Regions from separate parts of the Homo sapiens genome. Here region 2 is linked to region 1. The links are chromatin loops, found by intact Hi-C in ENCODE. Cell type or tissue: CD4-positive, alpha-beta T cell. All regions are shown on one strand. Each heading gives the region's core, and the rest is flanking DNA. Links, peaks and the distances in the headings are about the cores only.

The links. Peaks named below come from ENCODE experiments on the same cell type or tissue, not always from the same donor. Only the 100,000 strongest peaks of a DNase experiment are listed, where the experiment ranks them.
Region 2: it touches region 1 in a loop (7-fold over the local background); 4 of 110 quality-filtered maps call a loop at or near these places.

The regions. Positions count from the first base shown.
Region 1 is chr16:87,873,040-87,878,415 of GRCh38, forward strand. No RefSeq gene overlaps it. Among named protein-coding and RNA genes, the nearest start is that of SLC7A5, 6.2 kb to the left of the region's middle. RefSeq lists enhancers at 2,955-3,482, 4,624-5,265, 5,266-5,376. In CD4-positive, alpha-beta T cell, for the core only: no CTCF peak of the experiment used is centred there; a DNase peak (open chromatin) is centred at 2,292; H3K4me3 peaks cover 538 bases.
Region 2 is chr16:87,547,570-87,552,928 of GRCh38, forward strand. No RefSeq gene overlaps it. Among named protein-coding and RNA genes, the nearest start is that of JPH3, 52 kb to the right of the region's middle. RefSeq lists enhancers at 2,181-3,085, 4,202-4,708, 4,709-5,214. In CD4-positive, alpha-beta T cell, for the core only: a CTCF peak has its summit at 3,027 (motif pointing right); a DNase peak (open chromatin) is centred at 3,012.

The DNA.
Region 1 (5,376 bases), core at 176-5,175:
CGCCCAGGCTAGAGTGTGGTGGCGCGATCTCGGCTCACTGCAAGCTCCGCCTCCTGGGTTCAAGTGATTCTCCTGCCTCAGCCTCCAGAGTAGCTGGGACTACAGGCGCCTGCCACCACGCCCGGCTAATTTTTTTGTATTTTTAGTACAAACGGGGTTTCACCGTGTTAGTCAGGATGGTCTCCATCTCCTGACCTCGTGATCCGCCCGCCTTGGCCTCCCAGAGTGCTGGGATTACAGGTGTGAGCCACTGTGCCCGGCCTCCAAACATTGCTTTCTACTGATCCCAGGTCTTTTGTGTTTTTCTTTTTTTTTTTGAGACAGAGTCTCACTGTCGCCCTGGCTGGAGTGCAATGGCACGATCTTGGCTCACTGCAACCTCTGCCTCCCGGGATCAAGTGATTCTCCTGCCTCAGCCTCCCGAGTAGCTGGGATTACAGGCACCTGCCACCACACCTGGCTAATTTTTGTATTTTTAGTAGAGGCTGGGTTCCACCAGGTTGACCACGCTGGTCTCGAACTCCTGGTGATCTGCCCACCTCGGCCTCCCAAAGTGCTGGGATTACAGGCGTGAGCCACCATGCTCGGCAACAATCCCAGGTCTTTAGACAACAAACTCAAACAATTGTCAACCAGAAAATGTTTAAATTGGTTGGGCGCGGTGGCTCACACTTGTAATCCCAGCGATTTGGGAACTTTGGGAGGCCGAGGCGGGGGGATCTCGAGGTCATGAGTTAAAGACCAGCCTGGCCAACATGGTGAAACCCCATCTCTACTAAAAATATAAACATTGGCCGAGTGCGGTGGCTCATGCCTGTAATCCCAGCACTTTGGGAGGCCGAAGCAGGCAGATCACTTGAGGTCAGGAGTTTAAGACCAGCCTGGCCAACATGGTGAAACCCCGTCTCTACCAAAAATACAAAAAAATTAGCTGGGCGTGGTGGTGGGCGCCTGTAGTCCCAGCTACTCGGGAGGCTGAGGCAGGAGAATGGCATGAACGTGGGAGGCGGAGGTTGCAGTGACGGGAGATCGCACCACTGCACTCCAGCCTGGGTGACAAAGCGAGACTCCGTCTCAAAAAAAAAATATATATATATATATATATATATATACACACATATATATACACACATATATACACATATATACACACATATATATACACATATATACACACATATATATACATATATGTATATACACATATATACATATATACGTATATATACACATATATACACATATATATACACACACACACATATATATACACACACATATATATATATAAACATCAGCTGGGCGTGTTGGTGCACCGCCTGTAATGGGAGGCTGAGGCAAGAGAATCGCTTGAAACCAGAAGGCAGAGGTTGCAGTGAACCAAGATTGTGCCACTGCACTCCAGCCTGGGTGGAAGAGCGAAACTCTTGTCTCAAAAAAAAAAAAAAAGAAAATGTTTACATTTACCTCTAGCCTGGAAGCCCCCCTCCTGCTTTGAGTTGTCCCGCCTTTCTGAACCAAACCAATGTATTTTTTAAATGTACTTGATTGATGTCTCATGTCTCCTTAAAATGTATAAGACCAAGCTGCACCCCAACCACCTTGGGCACATGCGGTCCGGACCTCCCGAGGCTGTGTCACGGGTGCGCCCTCAACCTTAGCAAAATACGCTTTCTAAATTAAAGGAGGCCTGTCTCAGATTTGCTGGCTTCACAACCCTTAATTGAAGTGGGGCTTCCTGGGGCCGCCTCTCTCCTGTGAGTCCCCTGCCGGGCTGGTTCTCAGTCACAGGGGAGAAATGCCTGCATCTTTTAACATAGCAAGGGTCCTTGCTTCTTCTGGAGGTTGTTTTTGAAAGCCATGCTTTTATTATGCTCAGAGGTGAGCTTTTCCTATCTGCATGCTTGACAAGGTGGGGCTGCCCTGAGTACGATCAGAAATTCCGTTCTGTTTCCAGGCAGATAGGTGTGTAGGGCAGCCACTCAGTCAGTGTTCGGCCTTAAAGACTCTTGCCAGTCAAGGAAGACGACCGAGGCAAGTCTCCGTCATTTTAGCTTTAAATGCCAACATTAGGGACGCGCACCTGAGAGACTGGTCTATGCCTTTCTCCGAAGATGATTTTGAGGGCTTCAATATTGAAAGGGGGAAGGGCAGGATATTGGGCAGTACACAATTTTCATGTGAAGGGGGTAGGGGAAAATTCAAGTTTTTGTCTGGTTTAGTGACTCTGCCGTTTCACGTAAGATACCCTAGACGATAGGGCAGCGGAAACAATGAGATATGCATTTGCTTCAGGTGGGCGGAGGGATGACTCAGTTCTGCCCCTCGTCCCAGCACCTGTGAAGATAAGCTAACGGTTCACATTGCCAGGGTGAACTTTAACAGAAGCGCTTAGGGTAAAGATCTTGGAGCCCACAAGGAATTTCCTTATGGGCAAAATGTGAGGGAGGTGTGTCGCTTTTCATCTTTTTTTTTTTTTTTTTTTGAGACGGAGTCTCACTCTGTCACCAGGCTGGAGTGTAGTGGGTCGATCTCAGCTCACTGCAACCTCTGCCTCCCGGGTTCAACTGATTCTTCTGCCTCAGTCTCCCAAGTAGCTGGGATTACAGGCGCCTGCCACCATGCCCGGCTAAGTTTTGCAGTTTTAGTAGGGACGGGGTTTCATCATGTTGGCCAGGCGGGTCTGGAATTCCTAACCTCAAGTGATCCACCCGCCTTGGCCTCCCAAAGTGCTGGGATTACAGGGGTGAGCCACCAAGCCCAGCCAAACTTTTCATCTCTGTAGCTGTTTGTTAAATAATTAGGAGCCGAAACAGGAGGCTGGTTCCCATGACACGGTCACCAGCTTCACTTTTCCCTTTCGTTAGCAAGTGTGGGGTCCCAGGATTTATGTTCCTTTCACACTCTCTATGCCATTTAATTTTTGCAGCAACTATAGTTAGTTGTCATTTATGGTTGGAGAAAAAGGGCAGTTCAGTAAGTGGCCAAGCCCAGCTTCAGACCCAGGGCAGGCCTTTAATCCTCGTGGCAATGCTGACTGCCACGCTGATGGCGCCACTTACATAGGCAGCCAGATTCATAAGCATGCGGATTCTCCCAGTTAAAAGAGAATTTTGGCCGGGGGCGGTGGCTCACGCCTGTAATCCCAGCACTTTGGGAGGCTGAGGTGGGCAGATCACAAGGTCAAGAGTTCAAGACCAGCCTGGCCAACATGGTGAAACTCCGTCTCTACCAAAAATACAAAAATTAGCCTGGCGCAGTGGCAGGCACCTGTAATCCCAGCTACTCGGGAGGCTGAGGCAGGAGAATTGCTTGAACCCAGCAGGCAGAGGTTGCAGTGAGCCAAGATTGTGCCACTGCACTCCAGCCTGGGCAACACACTGAGAATCCATCTAACAACAAAAAAAAGAGAACTTCATTTCAGCTGCCCCTGGTGGCACCTTGAAAGCCTCATTGCCTCTTCACTGGAAACATCCACCATTCTTGTTAAAGAAAAGACACTCATGACTTTCCTTCACCGAATCCTTCTAGCTTCTGTTTGAACACTTGGGTAGTCCCCCCACCCGTTTCCTGAAGTTCGTATGGGGGAACGGTAAACAGTGTCCATGCCTGCAAGTAAAATCCGAAGCCCTGCGATTGCTCAGTAACAGCTAGGAGCAAGGTTAGGGATTGTAGGGCCAGATTTTTTGCTTAGGTTCAACTAGGTAAAATAAAAATAGACTTTGCATGCATTTCAGGCACTGGGCTGATGACCGGCCACCAGGGAGGCTCCGCCCCACTTCTTAACTTTGGCCCCAACGTTAGTCTTGTTGCTGCTCTCAGATGTGCTCTGCGTGTCAAAGATGACTTGGAGGCTGGGCGCTGTGGCTCATGCCTGTAATGCCAGCCCTTTGGGAGACCAAGGTGGGAGAATTTCTTGAGCCCAGGAGTTCAAGACCAGCCTGGACAACATAGGGAGACCCCGTCTCTACAAAAAATACAAAAACTAGCCCAGCGTGGTGGTGGTGCACCTGTAGTTCCAGCTGCCGGGGAGGCTGAGGTAGAAGGATCACCTGAGATCAGGAAGGTTGAGGCTGCTGTGAGCTGAGATCATGCCACTGCACTCCAGCCTAGGCGACAGAGCGAGACCGGTCTTTTTTTTTTTTTGAGACGGAGTCTCGCTCTGTCACCCAGGCTGGAGTGCAGTGGCGCGATCTCGGCTCACTGCAAACTCTGCCTCCCGGGTTCACGCCATTCTCCTGCTTCAGCCTCCTGAGTAGCTGGGACTACAGGTGCCCGCCACCATGCCTGGCTAATTTTTTGTATTTTTAGTAGAGACGGGGTTTCACCGTGTTAGCCAGGATGGTCTTGATCTCCTGACCTCGTGATCCACCCTCCTCGGCCTCCCAAAGTGCTGGGATTACAGGCTTGAGCCACCGCGCCTGGCGAGACTGGTCTTGAAAAAAAAAAAAAAAAGATGACATGGAAGCAACAGTAGGAGCCGGGGTCAGAGTTCAGGCCCGTCCATCCGTGGATGATGGATAAACCCAGTGTAGTCCGCCATCCCTTGGAGCGTCATTCAGCCGCACACAGGAAGACACGCTGCAACGTGCAGGACCCCTGAAAACACTGGGCTGCGTGAAAGGGTCAGTGACCACGAGTTGTATGATTCCGAGTGCACGAATGTCCAGGACAGGCGGATCCAGAGAGATGGACGAGATTCGTGGCTGCTTAGGGCGGGGGGAAGGGGTGATGGAGAGTGAGGGCTGAGTGGATGGGGTCTCTCTTTGGGGTGATAAAATGTCTTGGAACTAGATGATGGGGATGGTTGCCCAACACTGGGAGTGACTTAAACACCACGGATTTGTACGTGTTTAAATGACTAACGGTTAATGTGATGTTATGTGTGAACTATACATCCAAAAGATAAAAGCAGTTCAGGCCTGGAATCGAACGGTCCTGGGTTCACATCTCACCTCTACCACTTGGTGGCACCAGGCGAGTGACTCGGCTCAGCTTTCGAAGTCTCAGTTTCCTCTTCTGTGAAGCAGGGAGACACCTGTGCCTGCCTCCTGGGGACCAGCAGGTAGAAGACCCTGAGCCGCTGGCATTGCCATCACTGCAGAACTGTGCTCCCAAGACCAGCCAGTGGAGGACCCTGAGGTACTGCTGTGTCCCTGTCACTGCAGAACTGTGCTCCCAGGGCTGGCGGATGGAGGACCCTGAGCCGCTGGTGTCATCCTCACTGCAGAACTGTGCTCCCGGGGCCAGCAGGTGGAGGACCCTGAGCTGCTGGTGTTGCCATCACTGCAGAACTGTGCTCCCAGGGCCGGCCGAATGCCTGGCTTCCACCCTCAGACTTTCTTTCCAATGTGGGCGAAGGGAACACGGAGGGAC
Region 2 (5,359 bases), core at 1-5,000, 330 kb before region 1:
TGTGGGGTTCAGAGTTGCAGAGTGTGTGACCTTCGGGGAGGGACTGAAGGGCTCTGGGGAGGCAAGCACCAGCCTCCTGCTGCTGCCTTGTGCTGATCTCATGCCAGGGCGCCCCACAGCCAGCCAGAGGCCAGGGGGCAGCAGGGTCTACTTTTGCTGTCAGCACCTTGAGCAGAGAACAGAGTGGGCAGGGGCAGACGTGGATGTGAAGGGCCGTGGAAGACATGGGACGCAGGATCCCTGGTGGTTTTTGTTCCTTATGATGTGGCAGGCATGGGGCAGGGTGTTTGGAGTGAGCATGGTGGCATGTTCTGTGGCTGGAATGGGGCAGAACATTTGGAGTGGGCATGGTGGCATGTTTTGTGGCATTCATGGGGCAGGGCATTTGGAGTGGGTAGTGGCATGTTTTGTGGCACACATTGGTGGCAGGCTAAGAAACGTGGCTAAGATCACACTGTAGGCAAGCAATGGAGCTGGGCTCAGACCCAGGGCTTTCTGCCTCCAAGTGCCCCCTTCCTACTGTAGCAGACAGAGCAGGAATTCCAATCTGAAGCCACCCTGCCTTTCCTGTGGGCTGGGGCCGGTGTCTGCAGGCCATGCTCTTGTTGACCATGGTGTAGGCTGGAGCCGAGCTGGGAGGAAGTGCTGGGGAGGGTGGGGTTGGGCCACACTCCAGCATGGGGGTGGGGGGCGTGTGGATCAGAGGGAGGAAGGAAGAGAAAATAGGGGTGGAGAGAGGGGAGAAGGCACCAGGGAGAGGGCAGGGGGCTGGGAGTGCCAACTACCCCACAGTCCCAGACAGTCCTCTGCTGGAGAGTCAGCTATTAACAGCAAAGGGGGCTGTAATTGCAGAAAGCAAAACACATTGAGGTTTTTTGGGAAAAAAACTATAATATCTTTATGACTTTGGGGCAGGGAAGGATTTCTTTAACAAGATCTCCAAAGCACAAACTGTAGGAGAAAATACTGATGACTTTGATGTCAAAATTTTAAAACTTCTGTTTAAAATAATTGTCGTAAATAAAGTGAAAATGCAAGTCTCACAGATTAGAAGTTATCAGCAATGCAACTAATGGTCTAAGAGTAAGTGTCCACACTCTGTAAAGAACTTCTGAAAATCTACACATAAAAGACAAGCAAGAAAATAGAAAGATGGAGGCCGGGTGCAGCGGTTCACACCTGTAATCCCAGCACGTTGGGAGGGCAAGGTGGGCAGATCGCCTGAGCTCAGGAGTTCAAGACCAGCCTGAGCAACATGATGAAACCCCATCTCTACTAAAAATACAAAAATTATCTGGGTATGGTGGCACATGCCTGTAATCCCAGCCACTTAGGAGGCTGAGGCAGGAGAATTGCTTAAACCTGGGAGGCAGAGGTTGCAGTCAGCCAAGATCCGGCCACTGCACTCCAGTCTGGGTAGCAGAGTGAGACTCTGTCTTAAGAAAGAAAGGAAGAAAGAGAGAGAGAGAGAAAGAAAGAAAGAGAGAGAGAGAAAGAAAGAGAAAGAAAGAAAGAAAAAGAAAGAGAGAGGGAAAGAAAGAAAGAAAGAAAGAAAGAAAGAAAGAAAGAAAGAAAGAAAGAAAGAAAGAAAGAAAGACAGGCAAAGGGAGCCACAAGCAAGTCAGAGAAGAGAAAACATGTGTGGTTACTAAGTGTCTGAAGAACCAGTGCCTTTGCTGGCTGAGACATTGCAAGTCAAAGCCACATCACGATGCTTGTCCATGCCCAGCACTTTGGCAAAACTTTAAAAACCTGGCCACCCGGGTGATGGAGGGCGGGAAGGGAAGCGGGCATCGTGCACTTTGCTGAAAAGAGGGTGGCTGCATGCAACGGCCAGTGCAGTGGACAGTGTGTGTGCCCCACAGCCAGATGCCCTTCTTTTAAGCACAAGCCTCTACGGTTCACAGTAGTGTCGCCCAGGATAGCAGGCAACCTGGAAGCATCCATTGACAGAATGAATAAATAAATTATGGCAAATTCACACAAGGGGACACTGGAGCCATGACAAGAAATGAACTAAGGCTACGTGGATACAGGTCCAAAGCAGAATGTCAAGGCAGAAAGGCTGAACGGTGGATACTGCATAGCTCTGTGTACACAGGGCTGGAACCATGCCTGGGAAAGGAGCTACATGGGAGCTTGGGAGCTCCTTCCTGCTCCTCACTCCCCTTCTCAGGGAGAACTGCATGGGGAGAGCATGGTGCTTGTGGCAGTGTGTGTGCACGTATGTGTGAGCACGTGGCACGGTGCATGCATGGATGTGTGAGCACGTGGCACGGTGCATGCATGGATGTATGACTGTGGCAGTGTGTGTGCACATATGTGTGAACGTGTGGCAATGTGCATGCGTGGATGTGTGAACGTGTGGCAGTGTGCGTGCATGGATGTGTGTTTGTGGCGGTGTGTGTGCACGTATGTGTGAGCATGTGGCACTGTGCATTCACGGATGTGTGAGTGTGTGGCAGCGTGCATGCGTGGATGTGTGTGGCAGTGTGCATGCACGTATGTGTGAGCATGTGGCAGTGTGCATGCACGTATGTGTGAGTGTGTGGCAGCGTGCATGCGTGGATGTGTGTTTGTGGCAGTGTGCCTGCACGTATGTGTGAGCACGTGGCAGTGTGCACGCATGGATGTGTGATCGTGTGGCCGTGTACGTGTGCCAGCGTGTATGTGAAAGACGTGTTTGTGTGGGTGTGTGACAATGCTTGTGTGTGTCTGAGTGTGTGTGGTGTGTGATGATGAGTGTGAGTGTGAGCGTGCCGAGGACGAGGTTTCAAGGCTCCCCGGATGCATATGTCCTTCCTGGGCCACTGCCCAGATCCTGACTCCCTCTTCGGCCCCTGCCAGTCACAGGGCATGGGGCCACTTGTGCCACGGGGGACTGGGAGGAATGAGGCTCCTGGCCTTTTTTGCCCGAGGGAGTGGGTCATGCAGGGCCAGGCTGAGCACCTGGGGCTTTTTGGAGACGGCTCCCACCGGGTGTGCTGCCCTTGCCGTCCAGCAGGTGGCGCGCCCGGGCAGGTTCCAAAGGTCGTCAGGCGTCCCGCCCACCCCCTTTTGCAGGCGGGGAAACTGAGGCTGGACTTCTCCTTCCCCTGAATACCAGGGAATCCATTCCCCCAGTCCACGTGCTTATGGGGCCTGGCTGAGTTCTGGGGTTGGGAGCCATGGTGAGCAGAACAGACGGGGCCTCCCCGTCCGGAGCTTGCGTCCCAGTGAGGACACCGGGAGGCGACCCGTGGGGAGCGCCCGACCCTGAGACACTGCCGCTCACCCCACACCCAGCACAGTTTGCACGTGAGACCCCCAGCGTCTGCAGCCCTGGGCCGTCCTGGGGCCTACGCAGCCATTGCTGTGCACCGCGCACCTCTCCTGTTAGCCCGAAAACCCCTGCGAGAGTCCCGCCTCCTCCACCTCCGTGTGTTTCGGGGACAGGCAGCCCATCCTGGTGGACAGAGTGTGGGGGCACAGGGTCCGCACACCCGGTCCACGAGGCTCCACCACGCTCGAGCTGTGCGGCCATGGGCAGGCTGCGTGGCCTCTCAAGTGGGGTCAATGATGGTCACCACCACGGAGGGTCGTGGGGGTGCTGACCAGGTGTGAGAATGCCTTGCAAAGGCTCCAGTCTCCCCACACAGGTGCGCAGCCATACCGGCCCTGCTTTTGTTGGAGGGTGTAGAGAGGGGAATCCCTAAAGAGATATATCTAAGGCCGGGTTCCGTGTCTCACACCCATAATCCCAACACTTTGGGAAGCCGAGCTCAGTGGGTCATCTGAGCTCAGGAGTTTGAAACCAGCCTGGCCAACATGGCGAAACCCCGTCTTTACCAAACATACAAAAATTAGCCAGGCTTGATGGGGCACACCTGTAGTCCCAGTTACTAGGGAGGCTGAGGCGGGAGGATCACTTGAGCCTGGGAGGTGGAGGCTGCAGTGAGCCAAGATTTCGCCACTGCACTCCAGACTGGGTGACAGAGCAAGACCCTGTCTCGAAAGAAAAACAAAAATTGATATGTTCAAGTCAAAACCGCTGGTACTTGGGAATGTGACCTTATTTGGAAATAAGGTCATTGCTGATGTAATTAGTTAAGATGAGGCCATATTGGAGGAGGGGCGACCCTAAGTCCAATGCCAGGTGTCCCTATAAAAGGCAAAGAGGCACAGATAGAAGAGGCCATGTGAAGATGGAGGAGGAGACTGGAGCAGTGCAGCCACAAGCCCAGCAATGCCTGGAGCCACCACACACGGCTCTACCCTCTCCAATAAAACCAGGCAAGGTCTGGCCATGGTGCCTGCATGGGGGGACCCCAATGCCTCTGCAGGACGCCCTCACACCTAGTCAGTCTCTCCCAGGACCCCCTGTGGTGCCAATCACTGTCCCCACTTTGCAGTGCAGGAAGGGTCCTCCCCTAGAGACCTCAGAGGGAGCACACACCTTGATTCCAGGCTTCTGGCCTCAGGACTGTGAGAAAGAGAGTACATTTCTGCTGTAAGCCATGCAATGTGTGGTCATTTGTCTACACAGCCCCAGGGGCTCAGGTAGAGGGACACCACAGGAGAGTGGAGGAGGCAGGGCGCCCCCACAGGAGTCTGGCTACAGCAGGGCTGAGAAGTGGGCTGGCTCCCGGCTCCCTGTGGTTCTGAGACCCAGCTTGGCGGTAGCTGCACCTGGGCCAGGTGGGCAGCTCGGGCTGGGAGCAGACGGCTCCTACCCCGACTCGGCACAGTGCTATGCCCGGCTGTGCACATAGCCCTCCAGGCGGCACCTTCACGGCACTTGGCCGGGTGTCCTTCCCCCTCCCTGGCCTGTGGGTGCTTTGAGGACATGCCTGAGGAGGTGCTCCAGGCCGAGGCATGGTGAGAAAGAGTGGGCTCCGCATATGTGGGTCAGCACTGGAGTCCTGCCTCCACCACTCTCAAGCATAAGTGGCGGACTTTACCCCAGAGCCTCAGTCTTCTCATCTGTACAAGGGGCTAATAATACCTAGCTCACAGGGCTGTTGTACGGGTGAGACCGGACAATGCCTGTCAAGTATGTGGCATAGAGTAGGTGCACAAGGTGTGCGACATTACAAATACAAATGCTCCTGGAAAGGATGGATGAATGAATGCAGAGATGACCCGCCCTTTGGTTTCCATTGGGAAGTGACCCGGCCCTGGATTAGGGGGGCTGTCAGCAGGGTCCTCTGGAGTGGGGGGCGGGATCAGATCCCAGATGTGCATGTGGCTCCGGCTTGGCATTTCCTTAGAGGGACAAGATTTCCTCAGGGGCAGAGAGGAGAGAGTCCACCTAACACCCACGTGTTTGAGAGAAAGCAAAGCTTCCACTGGAGGAATGCTGGAGTCAGATAACAGACGA